2 separate regions of the Homo sapiens genome follow, and region 1 is linked to region 2. Evidence: read pairs that join two places in POLR2A ChIA-PET (ENCODE). Cell type or tissue: HCT116. All regions are shown on one strand. Each heading gives the region's core, and the rest is flanking DNA. Links, peaks and the distances in the headings are about the cores only.

Region 1 (10,215 bases), core at 2,803-7,802, 230 kb after region 2:
CAGCGGGGGCAGGGGTGAAGGAAGGGGCTGAGAAGAAGGCTGCTCCTTCCCCATTTTCCTGAGAGCTCATTCACATAAAATAAAAACAAGTATTTTGAAAAACCAAGTCTCTTTGAACCCATTAACCCACAGCTTCTCACTTGCCTGCCACACTCCTTCCAGCATTCTGGAAGCTTCCACTGCCCCTCCTCTGTCAGGATTCTCCCCTCATAATGCCCACTCAGAGAGCACACCTGCCACTTTCCCATCTTGGCTCTCTTCCTTCATCAGCCCCCTTTCTGATTTTTATACCATCGTGAGCCTTTACATCATCTCAAGGATGGGCCATGGGCTGCTTCCCATCTGAAGGTAATTCAATATTCAAAATGGGTTTATGGAGCGTATAAAACTATAAGCTGCGCGAGAGACAGATGCAAAGGCGGATAAAACACAGTCCCAGCTCCAAGATTCCAGCCTAAGAGAAACTAAAAACTGCATGCTAAGTATCACAACGGAGCAAAATAAACTGGCCCCCAGCTGAGCCCAGGGCCAACTTGCATAGAAACGGGGCCTCGCCCAGCAGATTGCTCCCCTCTGCAGCAGACTCTCCAAGGTCCCTGTTTTCGTGACAAGACATGTAAAGGCAAGACTTGCCACCATGGGGATGCACTGCCTCTCCCAGGGTGCAGTGAGGAGGCCAACACATGCCTTCTGCCCCATTCACAGGCAAGGTAGCAGAGCTCAGGCTCACCAGGGGCATTTCTGCAGCCGGAGCACTTTGTTGAAGAGGAACACAATTCAAGAGGCCTTGCCAAGCCAGGCTGGCATCTGAGTAATTATATTAATGAATCTCTGAGTTACAAAATCTAATATTAGACAGTGGCTTCAGTACCATCATCCTCAGTTACTGTCCCACGTGGCTGGGAACACTCCTGGGCAGCAGCAGGGCTTGAACAGACCCTACACACACACACACACGTGTATGTGTGTGTGTGGGGGGGGGTGTTTAATTTAAAAGAAATGCATGTATTTGAAACTATGCCCAGAGATTTGTGTGCTGGGCCCACTTTGTAAACCACGATACCATAAATAAGTGAGAGAAATCTGGCCATTGTCCTCAGGGCAGAGGCCTCTCTCTTGGCCATATCTTTTGGGCTGGCAATATCCTGAGGATTATTGCTCCATGGAGCAATGGCCTTTGTGTTCGGAGCCAGCACTGTTCCCCACAGAGTCCCCTTTGGCACAGCAGGCAGGACCTTGCATGTAGACCCTTGGGCCCTTCCTCCCCATCCACGCTTATTAGCTGCCTCAATCTCAAGTCCAAACTCAAAAGTTGGGCCTGACACACACAACGGGTAGCCCACAGCCCAGCTGATCCCCTCTCTCTGGCCAAATCTCTGGTGCAGACCAGACCACTGCGCCACCACCACCATCCTGGCCTTCATCTGTGGGCCCTGTCCGAGGCCAGCAGAAACGATGACCCAGTTGGCCACGCTATGCATGTGGTCAAGGCCAGAGGGCGCCAAGTCAACTGCAGCCAGGTAGTAAACTAAACAGGCACTAAAGGCAGGTGAAAAACAGTGTCTGCTATGCTTTCATGATTACATTTCACATATGCCGGGCTAAACGGAAACTTCTATAAATGACATGAGAACACTTAGAACCTAGATTTCTGTAAACTCCATGTGCCAGAATAGGATTTGGCTCTCTCCTGCTCCTGCCTCATTTGTTTCATTTGGGAAGCTTCTTTGGGTGGCAGAGTCCAGCCCTGGTCACTGGGTCTGGGAAACTGGCTTTTATGGAAGTGAGTTCTCACCCTGGGACTGCTACGCTCAGGAAGCCCCAGGAGCCGCAGTGGCCTGTTCAGGTCTATATGGGAAGAGGTGACCTGAAAGGCAGGGAAAACAGGCAGGCTTTGCCTTTTAGAAACTCTTTGGTAGGCAATAAGGGATAGGTATTTGATGATTTTTCCATTCTTTTTTAAATAACAGATGAAGGATCCACACCAATACCATACTGCCTGGCAGGGCTTGCTGTCAGCACTGTCTCACTTTGAGATGGCACTGTCTCAAAGGGTCTCTGAGCTTTGAGATGGGAAAGACCCTCTCAGAAGCCACACGATTTCCTAGAAAAGGTTTCCAGGCCACAGAACCCTAAACACAACCAATCAAAGCACAGAAAACAAGAGCTGCAAGAAATTCAGGAAGGCAGCCAAGCAGCCCACTCTGCTAGCAGAGGCAAGAGGCGTCCTGAGGAGAGACCACGCACAGCAGGGTCTGCTTATTCTCCCTCTAAGGCTGGGTTTCTCCACCTCCGCACTTGTGACGTTTGGGGGCGAGATGATTCTTTGTTCCTGGGGGACTGTCATATGCAGTAGACTCTTCCCACTAGATTCCAATAGCACCCTCCCCCCACAACTGTGACAACCAAAAGTGTTCACAGACATTGCCAAATGTTCCCTGCGGGACAAAATTGCCCTTGGTTGAAAATCACTGTTCTAGGGTGACCAACAATCCCAGTTTGCTGGAGACTGAGGGGTTTACCGAGGTGAGGGGCTGTGAAACTCTGAGCAAACCAGGACGAGTTGGTCATCCAGCCTTCTTCCAATCCCCTCATCTGCCAAAGGCAAATTTCCTCCTCTATGCTCAGGGCTATGAAGACTAGTTCTTCCCCACCCTATATGAAGCAATCTCCCATACACCTAAAAAGATTATATCCCACCTCATAGTTTCTTCTGGGGCCAGAATACTATCCTTGTCTCCTCTTTCTTCCCCAGGCGCCATCTCTCAGCGCCATTACTTCCACGAGGCTCTCTGAGATCCGCATCAAATTGCTCACATATTTCTTAGATTACTAAGGCTGAAACTGGCCTACTACGTCTGGTAGGGGAAGTGGTCATGCCCTGGGGAGGATATGACCGGGTGCAGAAGTCGGGTCTCCCTTAAGCAAGTGGCCCCAGAGCCCTGTAGAGGTCACCTGGGAGAGAGAAGGACAGGGAAGACTCTGTAGCTCCCCTCTTCTCCCTGACACACAGCCAAGGCTGGCAGAATCTGCTACACACAGGAAAGGGGACTTGAGACCCCCTAAAGATGAAAGGAAACGGAGTCTACTGCCTTGCTTCCCGTTGGGTCAAATACCCAAGGGCAGATGGCCTGTCTCACCCATTAAGGACTCTGCCCAGGAGACCTCACCCTGTTCAGCCCAGGCTTAGCACCCACCCCCAACTCAAGCTTCCTATCCATTTGCCTCCTCCCTTTAAAGGCCTTTCTTCACTTGGTCCCCCGGGAGCATTCCTGTTACTAAGGAAACAATGATGTCATGTGTCCGGGTGGGGCCGCAGGTCCCTCCTACCACCCCCTAACTAGGTACCATGCCCGCTGACGTCACTGCTCAGAAATTTATAGCCCAGCACGGGTATTTATAAGGTGGCTCTGGTGTGACCACATATTTGGTGTGGGGCTGGTGGCTATTTATAGCCAGAGGATATACACTTATTACACCCCCTGTCTGTATTCTGGGCCACCTGTTATATAACTGCCATTATGCAATAACGCCCATTATATAATAATTATGCGCTAATGGGGATATAATCTGCAGGCATAATAAGGACACACTCCCCAAGGGCTGCACTCGGCTGGCCTCCTGCAGGTCGCCTCCGGGGATCTCCCGATCGCTCCACACAGCTCCGCCCAGTCCACAAGAGTCACCAGGTGTCACCCTACTCTCAGCTGTCTGGAGAGCAGCCTTCTCCAGACTGGCAGACTCAACCGCAAAGCCCTCTCTGGATTCCCTCTCTGTCTCGTCCGGTTTCTCATTTCCACAGCCCCACCCCTGGCCTGGAGAGGACGCTCTTCTTCCTCTGCCACTCTTCTCCCTGCTGTATTGTTAAACCCAAAACAAACAATTATGATGAAATAAATCCTGGAAGCATGACTGACGCTTCATCCCCCCATTTTAAGAAAGGAAGCCTCCCGGACACGCCAGGCCAGTTGGCGAAGGGTCTACTCCACACGAAGGAGAGCCCTCGCCTTCCTAGGAGACTTGGGAAGTCGACTCCAGAGGCCAAGCCAGGTGCAGCCAAGCAGGATACTTCCCAGGGGCCCCTCCCTCCAGCCGCAGCCCCCTTGGTGGGGATCTCAGGGCAGGCTGAGGCTTAGGCCCTGACTTCTGTGGTCGGGGTTATACCACCAGCAGGAATCCCCCAGAGTGGGATCCTAACCACTCAGACACCAGTACATGCCCTGTTGGTCACTCCTCCCAGGAATGACACGCTGAAACTGTCACCTCAGGGAAAAGAAGACAGGGACATTGGCTCTGCACTTGGGATGATGCGGGCAAGGGTACAAAAGGCAGCGGGTGGGAAGAGTTAAGACCACAATGGCACTTGACGGAGCCAATTCAATTAGCCCAAACATACCATCTGCTCTTAAAATAGATACCTCTATATTTAAAAGTTACTTGATATATGAATTGATGAAAAAAATTCGAAGAACTAACATGGATCTGCGAAGTGAAGTTGTCTCAGGCACAGGACAGTAGTTTGGGGAACCTGTCTGTCTCTCACATTCTCTATTGTTAAATTTTTACAAAGAATGTGTTTTACTACTATAATAAAAAAAAAAAATCAAATCATTTAAAAAGAGTAGTACTAAGACCCAGACAACAGTTCTGGTCTCCGTGTCTCATGCTGCAGAAACAAACGTCTGCTGTTCTTTGGGGTCTGATACGGGCCTGACAGGATTACCGGTTGCTGCACAGGCCTGGGTCAGCCCAGTAGCAGATCCCCTGTCCTGTTCCCCAGATCAGCAGCCCCAGCACACAGAGACCACTATGCAAAAAATCAGAGAGGAATAACTCAGTAGGGGACTTGGAGGCAGGCTTACAGTTCCAACCAGGGGGAGGTGAAAGGGGAAAGCCCCCAAACTGCTTCAGCCCAGGGCTCTGCTATCCGGAAAAGCGAAAACAACACAGGACACACAGGAGTAGACGATGCTCAGAGGTTCAGTCGACATTCAACACAAGGTAAATGAGGACCTAAACTGGCGGTGAGGCAAGAGGTGAACACAGGTGGCATTCTGTCTGAATCCCTGTTTCTTCCAGGCCAGAGGTTCTCAGCCATGCATGATTCTGTTCCCAGGGAACTCTTAGAAATGTCTGGAGATATTTTTGGTTGTCACACCTTGGGGAGGGAGGTGCAACTGATTTCTAGCGGGTCAAGGCCAGAGATTCCGCTAAAACTCTACAATGTCCAAGACAGTCCCCCAAGACACAGAATGATCTCACTCGAATGTCAACAGTTCCGCAGTTGGGAAATGCTGCTCAAGGGGAGCTGATATCAATGGTGAGAGGTAAGCCTCTGTCTAATTATCATGGACACAGACGAAAATCTAGAGCGGTGAGCCAGCCTCTCCCTGAACCCAGCCTTAGTCATGCTAGGAGAGTTTTTATATACACACCCCGAGAGTTTTCCAACTTTAAGAAAGGGATAAAGGTGAGAGTCAATGTGAAGAAGTGAAAAAGGCAATGAGTAGCAGATTATTGTAAAACTTCCAGCGATCACCTGGTTAATTATGATAATTACATTCATTTTTATTTCAAACTGATTCCAAGGACACTCCCAGGAAAAGGGTGTGACAGTGCAAGGATCAGGAATCCCAAGGTCTAGCAGAACCTGCCTGGCCTCACACCTAGACTTCCTGCCTCCTCTACCTGAGAAGGTCAGGTGGGATCCCTCCCCCATGCTCCAGGGAGATATGAAAAGAAGCAGAGCTGGCTGCAGCAGGGTGAGAGCATCCAGCCAACCTGGCCCCTGTCTATGCTAGACTCAGCCCGTCTATGCTAGCATGCTGCCTCTCGAGGTTGGTGGCAGGGATCCAGGGAGCCATGGCCTGTCAGGAGGGAGGGAGGCCAGTGTCAGGACAGGGCCAGGTGCCCATTCTCTGTTTCCACCCCACATACTCAGCCACTGGGGGAGCCCTTGAGCTGAGCCGCAAGCTGGGCTCTCTTCTAGAGAGTGACAGAGACCACAATGATGAAACTGGCTCCAACAGGGACCCTTGAGGTTTTCTCCTCTGAGACTCTGCCAAAGCCAGTAATCCTGATGAAGTTCAAGGAGCAGCGATGCCCTCAGAATGAGCTCCAGGTACTCAGTGACCTAGAAGCCGGCCCCTTCTGCCAGAAACTCATCATGTGACCAGAGTCCCCTGTCATCTCTGTACTTCGGGTCCTCCTCTGTACAGTAGATACAATAATACCTGCCCTGTCTATATCACTCAACCATTGTGAGGAGGGAATCAGCTCCAGGCACACTGAGAAGGCTCAGGCAGCTGACAAAACGAGCTAATTCCTCACTGTCTTTCAAGGTGCAGGTCAAGTAGGTCGTCTTCTAGGAAGCCTCCCTGGTCCCCAGGTCTGGTTTGCTGATTCCTCACTACACATATTATGCACATCACCTGAGTGCACACACACCCAGCCAGGAGCACAGGCTTAAAACTAGAATCAGGGTGAGAATTCAGGGAATTAATACATAGAGAGGACTTAGCCTGGTGCTAAAGCCATAGAGGGCCTTCAATGGAAAAATGGAATTAAAGCAGGGGATAGAGACCAAGGGCATGCCCACAGGGGACAAGAAGTTGTTAGGAGCCTGGACAAACAGGTGCCCCTTAAGTTATTGGGTGTCCCCAAATAACAGCTAATAAGTACCCTGTACTGGGGTGGTGGTGGCATGCCATGTCATCAGTAAGGCATCAGGAGTGAGAGAAGAGCCAAGATGCCCCCTACTGATAGTCCATGGCAGCTGGTGGTGAAATAAGTCACTTGGGAGACAGACCCATAAAGGGCAGCCCCAGAATATTTTTTAAATCCCCAAAGGGCCAGGAAATAAGGTACGAGATATCCATTATAGACAAAGTAAGGGACCCAGGCACCTGGGGGGTAAGGTCCAGTCCAGCCAAACTTCTCCTCCCTAGGCCCTCCTCCTCCTGGGACCCTATTCTAACGCCAACAACCCTTAAACTCAAACATGCTTAAAATGGCGACGGCGGCCTGCAGGGCCGGGCGTTTGTCGTGCTGTTTTCCACGGTGCCCTTGGTGCCAAGAAAAACCTATCATCAGAAATGCCATCAGCTATATTTATCTATCTCTCAGCCCCCCAGCCTCCTCCTCCCGTCTGCCAACCAGGCCCTGTGAGCCCCCCCTCACCCAATGGGCACACTTCCCTGTTGCTGATGCCCGTGACCACCTGCCTGAGTCTCGGTCTGTGGCACTCTCTTCCCAAGCCCTGACAATTAGGCCTCCATACAGGCATGTAAACCAGCAGGCTGCACCTCTTCTTACTGGGATATAGGGACGTGCCCACATGTGTTAAGGTACGCACCCCAACAGGCACTGGTTTGGGTGTCTCTTGTTCGAAACCTTGGACAAACATGGCCTTCCATTTCTTTTTGGCCTCAACTCCCTACTCACCAAGGTCTCAGCAGCACTGACCTGCCCTCAAAGTCCAAAACAAGCTGTGGGCCCAGGTCCTCTGCACACCATTCCCAGGAAGACACCTAGCTGCTCTATAAACCTCTCACTCCCTCTCCCTCATTCTCTGATTTAGGGTGGGAAGCCCCAACCTGTATTCTGAAGTACTGAGTCTCCAAGAAGTGTGTATGCTAGTAGAATCCCTTCAAAGGCGGAATCTGGGACAAAAAAGGAAAAATAACAAAGTCAAAGTTCACAACTGTGCAAATCCACAGCTGTGAGGAGTCCTCGAACGATGCAACACACAGGGGAATGTCATGTGCCAGACACCTCAGACCTTTCCTCTACCCAACAGGCAGGGCTGCCCTTAGGCCTAGCACATAAGATCTGCCCAAAGTGTTTGTAGGATGAATCAATAACTATATTTAAACCCCTACACCTCCTCCTGTCACCCTGGGAGCTCCACCCAACCCTCCACTCCTACACTAGCCCTCTCTTCAGAAGGCTGCCGTTCAACTCTGAGCCCCCAACTCAGAAAGGAGTTCCAGGGAGCCAACTCCTCTGAGAATGAAGCAACCCAAATAAAAATTTTAAAACCCAGAAGCTCTTTCTCTCCTGCCCCCCTCCCCCTCCACTGGCAAATGAAAACAAACAAGAAATCAAAGAGGCCTTTTGTGCGAGCACCGCGCTGACACGGCTGGGGCCTTTGAAAAGACTTCTGAATCGGACACTGAAGGATAAAATAACTGAAGCGTGGCAGCTCCTGAGACAGAAGGGCGGGGGTGGAGGGATGGGACGGACAGGGCAAAGAGAAAAAGGGGTGGGGAGGGAGTCACCTTCTTCCCTAGGCAGAAAAGGGGACACTCAGCTGTCCCCTCTCTGCCCAGCTGCTACAGGAAGCCAGGACAGAGGGAGAACGTAGCACTGGCCTCATTACCCCTTCTAACCCACTCTTCCTCTGGCATCCCAGGTCTCTGTAACACTAGAGGGTGGCCAAGAAGGACCTTGCCTCCCAATTCACAGCCCACTGTGAGCTATCCCCCAAATAAGGCCCTTTGGGCTTTCCCTCCCCTCCAGCATGGGTCACTGCAGGTTCACGCCTACGCCTACGGGAGGAAGCCTTCTAGAAGATATCATCGGGCCTTTACCCAAAGCCTGCCAGGTACACGCAAGATTCTCTTATTCTTAGAGATCTAGGAACCCCTAGGCCAGGACCTTGCTCACAGTAAGTTGACTAAGTGTGCATTTCATGGATAAAGGGAATTCTACCATGCTTTGGAAGCGCCAAAAAGTAAACCAAGTTCTCAGGAAGTCCTTCTGCACGTCTGGACCCCAGCCCTTCTGCTGCAGAGTAGCCCTGTTTCCTCTGGGTCAGCAATAGAGCACGGCTGGTCACCATGCCCATAATTATGGGATCAGGCCTCTAGGTCCCCTCTGGCTTGTTCACGGTCGGCGCTTTGCTGGCTCAAGCTCCGACAAAGGTGACTCTTTTTTCCCCCATGTCATAGCCTCCAATTCAGCCAGCAGAGCAAGCACTCTACTGAGAAACCCCCTGCATGTTGTAGGCAATGGGAGCTCTTGACTGGTTGGGTGGACAGCACTATGAACAAAAGGGACAAGAGCAGGTGGTCAAAGGAGTCTGAGAATAAGACCAAGCCCAAGCATAAGGATTGGGTCTGGGCATTTCTGTTCTCCTCTTTGGGGTCATGCCCCGCTCTGAGGCCAGCCTGAGCCCCATCATTATTCCACATCACCCAGACCCAGCACCCCAAGTTGTATTAACAGACACGAATGTCCAAAACAAAGGTGGCCAGGGCCAGCTTCACGGGTGTGCAACTTGCGTGCCCCCCACGCTTGGTTAAATGCTCTAACTGATGTCGTGCTGTAATTCCTAAAAATTTTGAACAAGGAGCCCCACATTTTCATTTTGCACTGAGCCCTGCACAGTATGTAGCTGGAAGGCCCTGAAAATTATGTAGCCACCATGGCTGGCTAGGATCTGATCATGCTTGGAGTTTCTGTGTTCAATTCTGAACACTCCAGTTTCAGAAATTTTATGAATCAGAGGGACCAAAACAAACCAGAGGGCTTCCAGGAGGTGGTTACCAAAATGGCAAGGGCACTAGGAGCCATGTGAAATGTGGGAGGCATTAGGGACTGGTGATATTCAGGCTGGAGAGGAGACAGCTTCCTGGGGAGAAGGGTGGAAGGGAGACATAAGAGCTGCCTTTGGTATTTCAAATGCTGTCCTGTTACAGGAAAATCAGCTTTCACCTGGGTCATCCCTTAAGAGAAAAAAAAGACCAACAAGTAAAGGTGACAGAGAGTCAGCCTTGGGCTCCCTAAATCATAACAATTGTCCTCAATCACAGCAGCTGCCGTCCTGCTATGTGCCGGTATCTTTACATATTAGCTGGTTTAATCCCTGGAACCATCCTACAAGCTAGACATGGAAGAATGGAAGAATTTTACAACCAAAGCTGACCTTTGAATGACAGTGACACCTCTTCTGGGATGTTCTAAAGGGGACCCTACATTGGGTTAAAAGATAATCTGTAGATCCTGCTAATTTTAGGCGTCAGTTCCAGGGCCCTGCGATCTTTGTCAGCCCTGGCACCAGATGGCGCTGCCTCAAAGACGCAGACCAGTGGCATTTCTGGGCCTTGAAAAAGGAGGCAATGGATGAGGCGGCACAGGGTCCATGGTGGGGGTGGACCTGGAGAAAGCGGCGGGTGCTCCTGTGGACCCTCCCACATACTCACCCCAGAGCCA
Region 2 (10,215 bases), core at 3,211-8,210:
AAAAAATAAAATGGCCATGGAATCGTTTTCAGATGAGGAGATGCAGAATGCCCATGGAGACATGCTCCCAATTGTCACTTGTTTGGGACATCAAGATTTTAGCCAGTTCCATGTGCAACCTGGATGTACAGTTCCTTGACTTTTTTTCTATCAACATGTATTCTAAAGTTCAATTTCAAAAGGAAACTTTAGCCAGGTGCAGTGGTGCATGCCTGCAGTCCCAGCCATTTGGGAGGCTGAGACTGAAGGATCACTTGAGCCCAGGAGTTGGAGGCTGCGGTGAGCTATGATCGTGCCACTGCACTCCCCCCTGAGATTCCATCTCTTTAATTTAAATAAAAAAAAAGGAAACTATATTATCCACTTACAACCAGCATTGCTAACCTAAGATAAATCTGCAACTGCAAAAGTAAATGTAGGCCAGACATGGTGGCTCACACCTATAATCCCAGCACTTTGGGAGGCCGAGGCAGGTGGATCACTTGAGGTCGGGAGTTCGAGACCAGCCTGACCAACATGGAGAAACCCCGTCTCTACTAAAAATACAAAATTAGCCGGACGTGATGGCACATGCCTGTAATCCCAGCTACTCGGGAGGCTGAGGCAAAAGAATTTCTTGAACCCGGGAGGCAGAGACTGCTGTGAGCTGAGATCACGCCATTCACTCCAGCCTGGGTAACAAGAGAGAAATGCCATCTCAAAAAAAAAAAAAAAAAGTAAATCTAACAGAAACCAGACAATGTTGTTGCCTTCAAGCTGGGCTCTTTGTTAAAAGGAAAATTACTAAGTGTTAGGGAGGTGTTAAAGGCCTATTAGCATCTACCTGAGGCTTCCTTTCTCGCAAAAGCAGAGCGTCTGAAAGATACGTGGAAAAGAAACTTAAAGTATAATAAAAAAGAAAGAAAGAAAAAGAAATGATTATGCCCCTCTGAGATCCAATTATTTAATCTGTGCCCCTGTTCTGCCTAAAATTATCTCAGTGACTGTCCAACGTGTGTCTCACACTTGGGGGCACAGCCTTGAGATGATAATGATGATGTTAGTTTTAAAAAGAAAAAAAAAGGTTCAGAGTTCTGAATCCTGGAGTATATCTCTGCCTAGCAGGCTAAAATACAATTATCGTCTTTGTTCCCTGAAAAATGAAAAAAATGGAGTCCTTTAAAAAGCAAATGGTGTGAAGAATGATGTTTTTGCACTGGATACTGAGACCCATCGTGATGGGGGTCTCTGGGGCAGCTCTGCTCATGACCTGGGAGGTCACTGTAGGGAGATGTTTTCTAGGTGACCTCCCCACCCAAATACTCCAACCGGAGGCATTCACGTGTCCTGAGACCACACGCCAGGCGCAGGCTAGGGGCTAGGACAAGAATCAAGATTAAAGGGGAAATGGCCAGGTGCGGTGGCTCATGCCTGTAATCCCAGCACTTTGGGAGTCAAGGCCAGTGGATTACTTGAGGTCGGGAGTTCGAGACCAGCCTGGCCAACACGGTGAAACCCTGTCTCTACTGAAAATACAAAAATTAGCCAGGTGTGGTGACTCATGCCTGTAGTCCCAGCTATTCGGGAGGCTGAGGTGGGAGAATCACTTGAACCCAGGAGGCAGAGGTTGCAGTAAGCCAAGATCATGCCACTGCACTCCAGCCTGGGCAATAGAGCAAGACTCCATCTCAAAAAAAAAAAAAAAGATTAAAGGGAAAATGAACACAGAGAAGAGTAGATTACACTGTAAGCCTTTGAAGAGTTTTCTGTCTAAAACCAGAGACCGAAGAAACAAACAAAGATTAACTCCGAAATAGCACATAGGAGCTGGCAGGAGCCAGAGGTAGGCAGTCAGGAAATGCTGTCGGAGGGAGCAACAGGTAATTTGGGCTTTGAGGACCGGGTAGTTCTGTGACTGGAGAAGTGGAGGAAGGGCATTTCTAGCAGCGGGAACAGTATATGCATAAGCAGACAGAGGCAAAAGAATGTGGCTGGGGCTTGAGATATGTAGCCATAAATGGGAATGCAAAGGTGAAGGTAAGTTGGACTAGATTTTCAAGAGCATTGAATGCCATGCCCAGAAGTTTGCACTTGCTCTTCTGAGAATTCACGTGCTCCAGAAGAATTCTGAGCAAGAGAAAGAGTGACAAGGTCATTGGCTTTAGCCACTGTGTGCATAAAACATGGAAGAAAAGGCAGGGAATGAGGAGCAAGTTGGGAGACGGGTGAGGGGGGATGGCACCCAGGAATGGATGGCGGGATGTTAAGGAAGGTGACCCACTGGGGATGGGGATGGGGATAGAGGGCAGGCAGTTGACCATGACTCTCAGGTTTCTGGTGTGGACAACTGGATGGGTCATGAGTGCCATGAACCACAAGCTATTCATGGTCCCACTCAATACCCTCCTCTTGGGGGGCCTGAGTCATGGTTGGCCAAGGGTGTCATGGCATCTCTGGGGTCTGCATTGCTAAGCTCAGTTCCAACAGACCTTGGACTGAACTTCTGTGCAGTCCTCTCTGGCAAAGATGGGCTCAGAGACCCTTGGAGCAATGCAGCAGAGACCATGGCAGCAGCCACATCAGCATCTGAAAACAGCGGCACCCGGTTATTTTCCCTCCTTCAGACTCAGGGAATATGGTGGGGGAGGGGAGATTTGGTATAAGGGCCACTTTAAGTATCTTCCAGAATCCCATTGGAAGGGGGAGAAAATCCCATTTTTTTAAGAGCCCACTGATACCACCTTTAAAAAGAATACACAGGGGGCCAGGCGCAGTGGCTCACACCTGTAATCCCAACACTTTGGGAGGCCAAGGTGGGTGGATCACCTGAGGTCAGGAGTTCAAGACCAGCCTGGCCAACATGGTGAAGCCCCATCTCTACTAAAAATACAAAAGTTAGCTGGGCATGGTGGCACGCACCTGTAGTCCCAGCTACTTGGAGAGGCTGAGGCAAGAGAATCACTTGAACCTGGGAGGTGGAGGTTGCAGTGAGCCAAGATCATACCATTGCACTCCAGCCTGGGCAACAAGAGTGAAACTCCATCTCAAAAAAAAAAAAGAATACATAGGGGACCACTAAACTCCTAGACCAAGGGCTTTTTTGAAAATAGCTGTGACCAGGTGTAGTGGCTCACACCTGTAATCCCAGCACTTTGAGAGGGTGAGGAGGGCAGATTGCTTGAGCTCAGGAGTTTGAAACCAGCCTGGGCAACATGGTGAAACCTCATCTCTACAAAAAGACAAAACAATTAGCCAGGCGCAGTGGCGTGTGCCTGTAGTCCCAGCTACTTGGGAGGCTGAGGTGGGAGGATGGCTTTAGCCCAGGAGGCGGAGGTTGCAGTGAGCCGAGATCGTGCCACTGCACTCCAGCCTTGGTGACAGAGCCAGACCCTGTCTCAAAAAAGAAAAAAGAAAAGCTGTGCAGAAATGGGGGTGGGGAATCAGCCAACCCCCTTGTGCTGGGTCTCAGGGACACCCAATACAGCTGCTCAGGCCCAGCCAGATGGCAAAGGGCCCTCAACCAACCCTGGGACCAGAACCACAAAAAGCCACGTACTTACTGGCTCCCGAGCCCAAGCTTAACAGGTGAAATGGACCACTCTTCACCAGGAAGGGCAGGGCTGTGCCAAGCTCACCCCAGACTTCTAGGCCTGGGAGGGTAGGGTCCCATGGAGCTGTGGGCTGCCCCCTACCCAACCTGACCTCTGCTTCCTCTCTTCCCTTCTTCCCACCTAAACATTCCTCCACAGTGGCAATAGCAAAGGAAAAGACATCAACACGATTAAATCCCTCCGAGTCCTCCGGGTGCTACGACCTCTTAAAACCATCAAGCGGCTGCCAAAGCTCAAGGTGAGATTGGGAGATGGTGGGGTGCGGTGGGGGGGACTGTCAGGGTTATCATGTACAGCTGAGCAGGTTGTACACTGCTCAAGGACAACACATTAAAGGAGGTGCTGATAACATCCTAGCCATCGTGTATGGATATTTGTATTATTACAACTTCCCAGCAGATGGCAGTAAAGTGAGCTGACCTAAAATAATCTGTGTATTATGGCAGTTTTTCTTTAGATGAAGTGTCTTGGGGTTAAGATCCTTTTTCCTAATTCGCATGAAGGCATCATATGGATTTAAAAGGGTATAACCGTGATCTGGGAAGCAGGAACTAGATTTCTTGTTCCATAAAATTTTGACTTTTCATCTACCTATTCTAGGCTCTAGTATCTCCCATTCCAAAATAGCATGAACCAGCATTTCCCAAAAGCCTGTCATTCAAAAACATATATATATATTAAGGGAAATAAAATCCAGTCATTAGAGCACCCACTTTCACTCTATGCTTCACCTGGGGGTCCCCAGTATTATCTCTTATGTAATATGTTTCTTTAAATCAAGTCACACCCGTAATCCCTGCATTTTGAAAGACCAAGGCAGGAGTGTTGCTTGAGCCCAGGAGAATGAGACCAGCCTGGGCAACATAGTTAGACTCTGTCTCTACTAAAAATTAAAGACAGAAAACAGATACTGTTATGGAAATCTAACCAAATATGGCTGCCTGCCTAAGGCTTTGTGCATTGACAACTGCTCTTTCTTGGTTAAAGAGGGAAAATGTCAATGGTAGGTGTTAACATGGTAGCAACTAAGTAAAAATTTCTCCTTCACTCAAAAGGATTGAGAGAGTTGGAAAGGAAGTAACTTTGTTACCTTGTTTTTCTGTGTTGGGCTCCTGTATCACTTAAAAGCATCTCTGGTATCCCATCTGGGAGTTTTAGATCCATAGAATGCCAGGATTGAGTCCAACTCCTCCAACGCTTATTTCTGAAAGCTGGGGGGACCTTACCCTAGTGACTTGACTTATGACCTTGCCTGTAAAATGGGAATGATCATGGCAGTATTTTGGTATGATGGGCCACTGGAGGCAGAAGGTTGGGCAGGTCCCCAGCCCCTCATGCTCTCTGTCAACTCCACCCCACAGGCTGTGTTTGACTGTGTGGTGAACTCACTTAAAAACGTCTTCAACATCCTCATCGTCTACATGCTATTCATGTTCATCTTCGCCGTGGTGGCTGTGCAGCTCTTCAAGGGGAAATTCTTCCACTGCACTGACGAGTCCAAAGAGTTTGAGAAAGATTGTCGGTGGGTCTCCACTTTCCAGCACATTCCCATTGGAACCAGCAGGTGGGCAGGGGGGAAGTGGCTAGAGGCATTGGCCACTTGGGCTCAGAGACTGGAGAAGTGATGAGCCTTGGAAGTGACTCAGTTGCAACCAGCTTGGATCTTGGGTAGAAAGAAAACCGGTTTTAGAATTTGAGTCACCACCCAGAGCCACAGAATGAGTCATAAGCAAATTGATTGACCTTTCAGCCACCGCCTTTGTCATGTGAGGGATATTAATACACATCCACAGTTCCTTACTTGAAATCGTTACAGGCAGATGTGTTTCAAAGTTGAGAATATTTTGAGATTCCCATGTGGGACATGACACCCTCAGCTGGGTCTAAGGCAGCCCTATAATCAAACACAATATTTCTGCCATAAAATGTGTAACTATTTACATCAAATGGGGTAAATAACAAGTATAAAGAGCTTCATGTCCAATCAGATCAGGTTTCATTACCAAATAAGTTAGGTAAGAGGCCAGGTGCAGTGGCTCACACCTGTAATTCCAACACTTTGGGAGGCTGAGGTGGGAGGATCACTTGAGGCCAGGAGTTGGAGACCAGGTTGGGCAACATAATGAGAGCCCATCCTACAAAATAAATTTTAAAAGTTAGCGGGGCATGGTAGCACACACCTGTAGTCCCAGCTACCCGGGAGGCTGAGGCGGGAGGATTGTTTAAACACAGGAGTTCAAGGCTGCAATGCACTATGATGGTACCACTGCACTCCAGCCTGCGTGACAGAGTGAGACCCTGCCTCTCAAAAATATATACATATAGGCCGGGCGCAGTGGCTCATGCTTATAATCTCAGCACTTTAGGAGGCCGAGGCGGGCGGATCATGAGGTCAGGAGATCGAGACCATCCTGGCTAACACGGTGAAACCCTGTCTCTACTAAAAATACAAAAACCTAGCTGGGCATGGTGGCAGACGCCTGTAGTCCCAGCTACTTGGGAGGCTGAGACAGGAGAATGGCGTGAACCCGGGAGGCGGAGCTTGCAGTGAGCCCAGATTGGGCCACTGTACTCCAGTCTGGGCAACAGAGCCAGACTCCATCTCAAACAAACAAACAAACAAACAACAACAACAAAAATATATATATATATATATGTATATATATATATGTACACGCACACACACATATGTATTATATGTGTGTGTGTATATATATGTATGTGTATATATAGTGATATTGTTACCAGTGTAAAGTGGCATTTTGCAACACATGGTAGCCTGTTGTTATCTTGATGGCTATTTATTGAAATTAGGAGGATGCCAGATGTCTGGATAGGAGTCTGGAACTAACCCTTGTTTCCTGCCTTGAAAAGGAGTAGCAACCTCCCTTAGCCTGATGAACCTCTAAATGTCCCCTATGTCTCTCTGCCTCCTCCTAAACTCCCTCCACCCCACCCCCAGCAAGCCTGAGGCTCTCACCCTGAGGACTAGAAGTTATCACGTTGGAAGAGGGTGCTGGACCCTGGGTCAGCTCTCCCACCAGGAGTAAGGTTGTGCCATCACCCATGGATTTATCTCAAAGTAGATGCACACGTCATCCCCTATGAAGCACAGGAACACATGGTGGCAGGATGGGGAGTCACTGCTTCCCAAGCAGTCTAGGCTGGTGGACCACTCTTCCTTTCCCTCCCCCTGTCTCTGATAACCAAAGACAAGTGCAAGACAGCCCCTCTTTCCCATTTACTAACAGTCCCCACTCTCTGTGGCAGAGGCAAATACCTCCTCTACGAGAAGAATGAGGTGAAGGCGCGAGACCGGGAGTGGAAGAAGTATGAATTCCATTACGACAATGTGCTGTGGGCTCTGCTGACCCTCTTCACCGTGTCCACGGGAGAAGGCTGGCCACAGTAAGTGGCCCGACTGGAAATCTATCCAGGAGGAGCCCTGGGGAGCAGGAGGATAAAGGGCCTGAGAGCTTAGCAATAAGAAAGGTCTTGGAGGCCGGGCATGGTGGCTCACGCCTGTAATCCCAACACTTTAGGAGGCCAAGGCAGATGTATCACTTGAGGCCAGGAGTTTGAGATCAGCCTGGCCATCATGGCAAAACTCCATTTCTACTAAAAATCCCAAAAAAAAAAAAAAAAAAAAAAAAAAAAAAGCTGCCAGGCATGGTGGCTCACACCTGTGGTCCCGGCTACTCAGGAGGCTGAGACACGAGAATCACTTGAACCCAGGAGGCAGAGGTTGCAGTGAGCCGAGATTGCACCACTGCACTTCATCCTGAGTGACAGAGCAAGACTATGGCCTCCCCGCCTTCAAAAAAAAAAAAAAGTGAGGCTGAATCATGGACTTAGTCTTTATTTAAAATTTTGAGCCACTTGTGGTGGCTCATACCTGTTATCCCAGCTACTCAGGAGGCTGAGGTGGGAGGATCGCTTGAGCCCAAGAGTTCAAGGCTGCAGTGAGCTGTGATTATGCCATTGTACTCCAGCCTAGACAACAGAAGGAGACCCCTATCCCTGAAAAAAAAAAAGAAGAAGAAATTGATATTTGTTCATCATGGACTTTTTGCATTAATTTTGATTTTTTAAAATATTGGAGCAAAAGATTATCTTGATTACTGAGATTTTCAGTACCCCCTTAATTTGCACCCAAAACAAATGCCTCCCTCCCTCACCTCGTCCAAGTAATGGTCTTTCTCTCAGAGGTCTTGGAAATGCCAGGCTGGAAGCTTGGTAGATTCCAGCATGTGCCCTCAGCATCCTCACCTCCCTCCCTCTCTCAGCAAATATGCCAACCTGAACATGCCCTACTACCCACTCTCAGACACATCCAGTACTCACACATGTGGGAATAATGCTAACCCACAAGGCACCTTTGAGCAAAGTTTTTTTAAACACCTTTCTCAACAGACTTCATTTCCATCTGTCTGAAAATCATCGCAATAGACTTAAATGATTTTGTTCAAACAAGGCACTGAAGGACCACCTGCCAAAAAATTGTCATCATGAATACACAAATCTATCATGCCTATCATGTGAAGGTATCGCTTAGACACAGAGCCTTTGAGCAGTGTGCAACCTGCACTACTGTACAGAGCTGCTGTGCACTTACCCACTCTCATATATATCCCCATTGTACCTCCTGAGCACCCAGCACCACCTGTGCTCAAATACCCACTCTACATGCATACACCCACCTCTACTCCCTCCATTGCCACAACCTGTCTTTAAATCCCAACTTGGCCACTTATAAGTGGGTGGTCTTCAGCACGTCCCTTTAAATTGCTGAACCTCAAGTTCCTCATGTGCAAAGTGGAGCCAGTAATAACCTCCCTGGGAGGGTTGCTGAGCCGGTGGGGATGAATTGTTGAATATTGTTTCCAGCACACAGCAAGCCCTTCATGCACAGCAGTAGAAATGACTGACATTGGCCAGGCGTGGTGGCTCACACCTGTAATCTCAACAGTTTGGGAGACCGAGGCAGGTGGATCACCTGAGGTCAGGAGTTCAAGACCAGCCTGGCCAACATGGTGAAACCCCGTCTCTACTAAAAATACAAAAAAATTAGCCAGGCTTGGTGGCGCATGTCTGTAATCCCAGCTACTTGGGAGGCTGAGGCAGGAGAATCATTTGAACCCGGGAGGCGGAGGTTGTAGTGACCCAAGATCACGCCGTTGCACTCCAGCCTGGGCAACGAGAGCGAAACTCCATCTCAAAAAATTAAAATTAAAATTAAGAAATAACTGACATTGTTGTCAGCCTTTCAAAAAACAGCGACTACTTAAATTTCTTTTTCATTTCCCTCTGTTCCTGTTCTGCCATCTCACTTCCACCCTCTCTCCACCTTCCTCATCACCCCTTGGGTCCCTGTCTCTCTCCTTCCTGCCCCTTCCCTCTCCCTGCCCCATTCCTTGCAGGGTCCTCAAGCATTCGGTGGACGCCACCTTTGAGAACCAGGGCCCCAGCCCCGGGTACCGCATGGAGATGTCCATTTTCTACGTCGTCTACTTTGTGGTGTTCCCCTTCTTCTTTGTCAATATCTTTGTGGCCTTGATCATCATCACCTTCCAGGAGCAAGGGGACAAGATGATGGAGGAATACAGCCTGGAGAAAAATGAGGTGCCACTTCCAATTCCATCTGTCCTTTAAAAACTGGGGACACACACAAACTTTAAAACACACACAACACCCAGGAACCCCTTTCTAGGGGTACCTGGGGGAGGGAACAGAAGCATTGTCCCAACCGAATCCAGTCTTCAGGGCAGCCCTTCATGGAGTTTCCAGAGGAAACACATCATATAGTGTATGTATCAGTCAGTTTAGACTAGGTTATGCCGCAGTAACAAGCAACCCCAGATTTCATTGCCAAATATCCACAAAGGGACTTATTTTTTGCTCACACTGCATGTCAACATCAGTTGTGGATCTTGCCATCTTTATTCTGGTTCCCAGGCTGGCAGAGCAGCAGAGCAGCCTCCCTCTGAGATGCTCCAGATGAAAAAGAGAGTATGTCAGACTGAGGTTCAGTTCTTCAGGCTTGTGCTCAAAAATTACACATGTCACTTCTGCTCACATTTCATCAGCCAAAGCAAGTCACACATCCATTCTGACATCAGTGGAGTGGGCAAATACAATCTCCCCTAGCGAAGGGTGGTGAATATTTATGAATGAAAAGCCAAGCCAGGTGTGGTGGCTCACACCTGTAATCCCAACATTTTGGGAAGCTGAGGCAGGAGGATCACTTGAGCTCAGGAGTTTGAGACCAGCCTGGCCAACATAGCAAGACCCCATCTCTACTACAAATCAAAAAAATTAGCCAGGCAGGATGGTGCACACCTTTAGCCCCAGTAACATGGGAGGCTGAGGTGGGAGGATGCTTGAGCTTGGGAGTTCGAGGCTGCAGTGAGCTATCATTATGCCACTGCACTACAGCCTGGGCAACAGAGCAAGACCCTCTCTCAAAAAAAGAAAAGGAAAGAAAATCCAGTCCCCTGTCTACCAGAGAGTATAGACATGACTCTTTGCCTCTCTGGCATCATCCAAGCTAAATAGAGGACCTAGAATATATCCTCTGCTCCCTTGACCCTTAAGACTTAATAACCACTATTCCTCCTTCTCTCTC

The links. ChIA-PET counts read pairs that join two places held together with the same protein. Peaks named below come from ENCODE experiments on the same cell type or tissue, not always from the same donor. Only the 100,000 strongest peaks of a DNase experiment are listed, where the experiment ranks them.
Region 1: POLR2A ChIA-PET joins it to region 2 with 6 read pairs; 1 of 35 experiments calls an interaction of 5 or more read pairs at or near these places.

The regions. Positions count from the first base shown.
Region 1 is chr19:13,029,988-13,040,202 of GRCh38, reverse strand. The region is part of intron 2 of NFIX (nuclear factor I X); the gene reads right to left. Among named protein-coding and RNA genes, the nearest start is that of NFIX-AS1, 20 kb to the right of the region's middle. In HCT116, for the core only: CTCF peaks have their summits at 3,624, 5,947 and 6,784 (motif pointing left); DNase peaks (open chromatin) are centred at 3,322, 3,657 and 5,911; H3K4me3 peaks cover 1,268 bases; H3K27ac peaks cover 861 bases.
Region 2 is chr19:13,256,347-13,266,561 of GRCh38, reverse strand. It overlaps CACNA1A (calcium voltage-gated channel subunit alpha1 A), which reads left to right. Exons shown (of 47, transcript NM_001127222.2): 25 at 3,729-3,828; 26 at 4,952-5,112; 27 at 6,861-6,998; 28 at 9,011-9,212. Among named protein-coding and RNA genes, the nearest start is that of IER2, 110 kb to the right of the region's middle. RefSeq lists enhancers at 5,187-5,416, 4,625-5,824. In HCT116, for the core only: CTCF peaks have their summits at 3,798, 3,999 (motif pointing right) and 5,046; a DNase peak (open chromatin) is centred at 5,281; H3K4me3 peaks cover 1,442 bases; H3K27ac peaks cover 1,718 bases.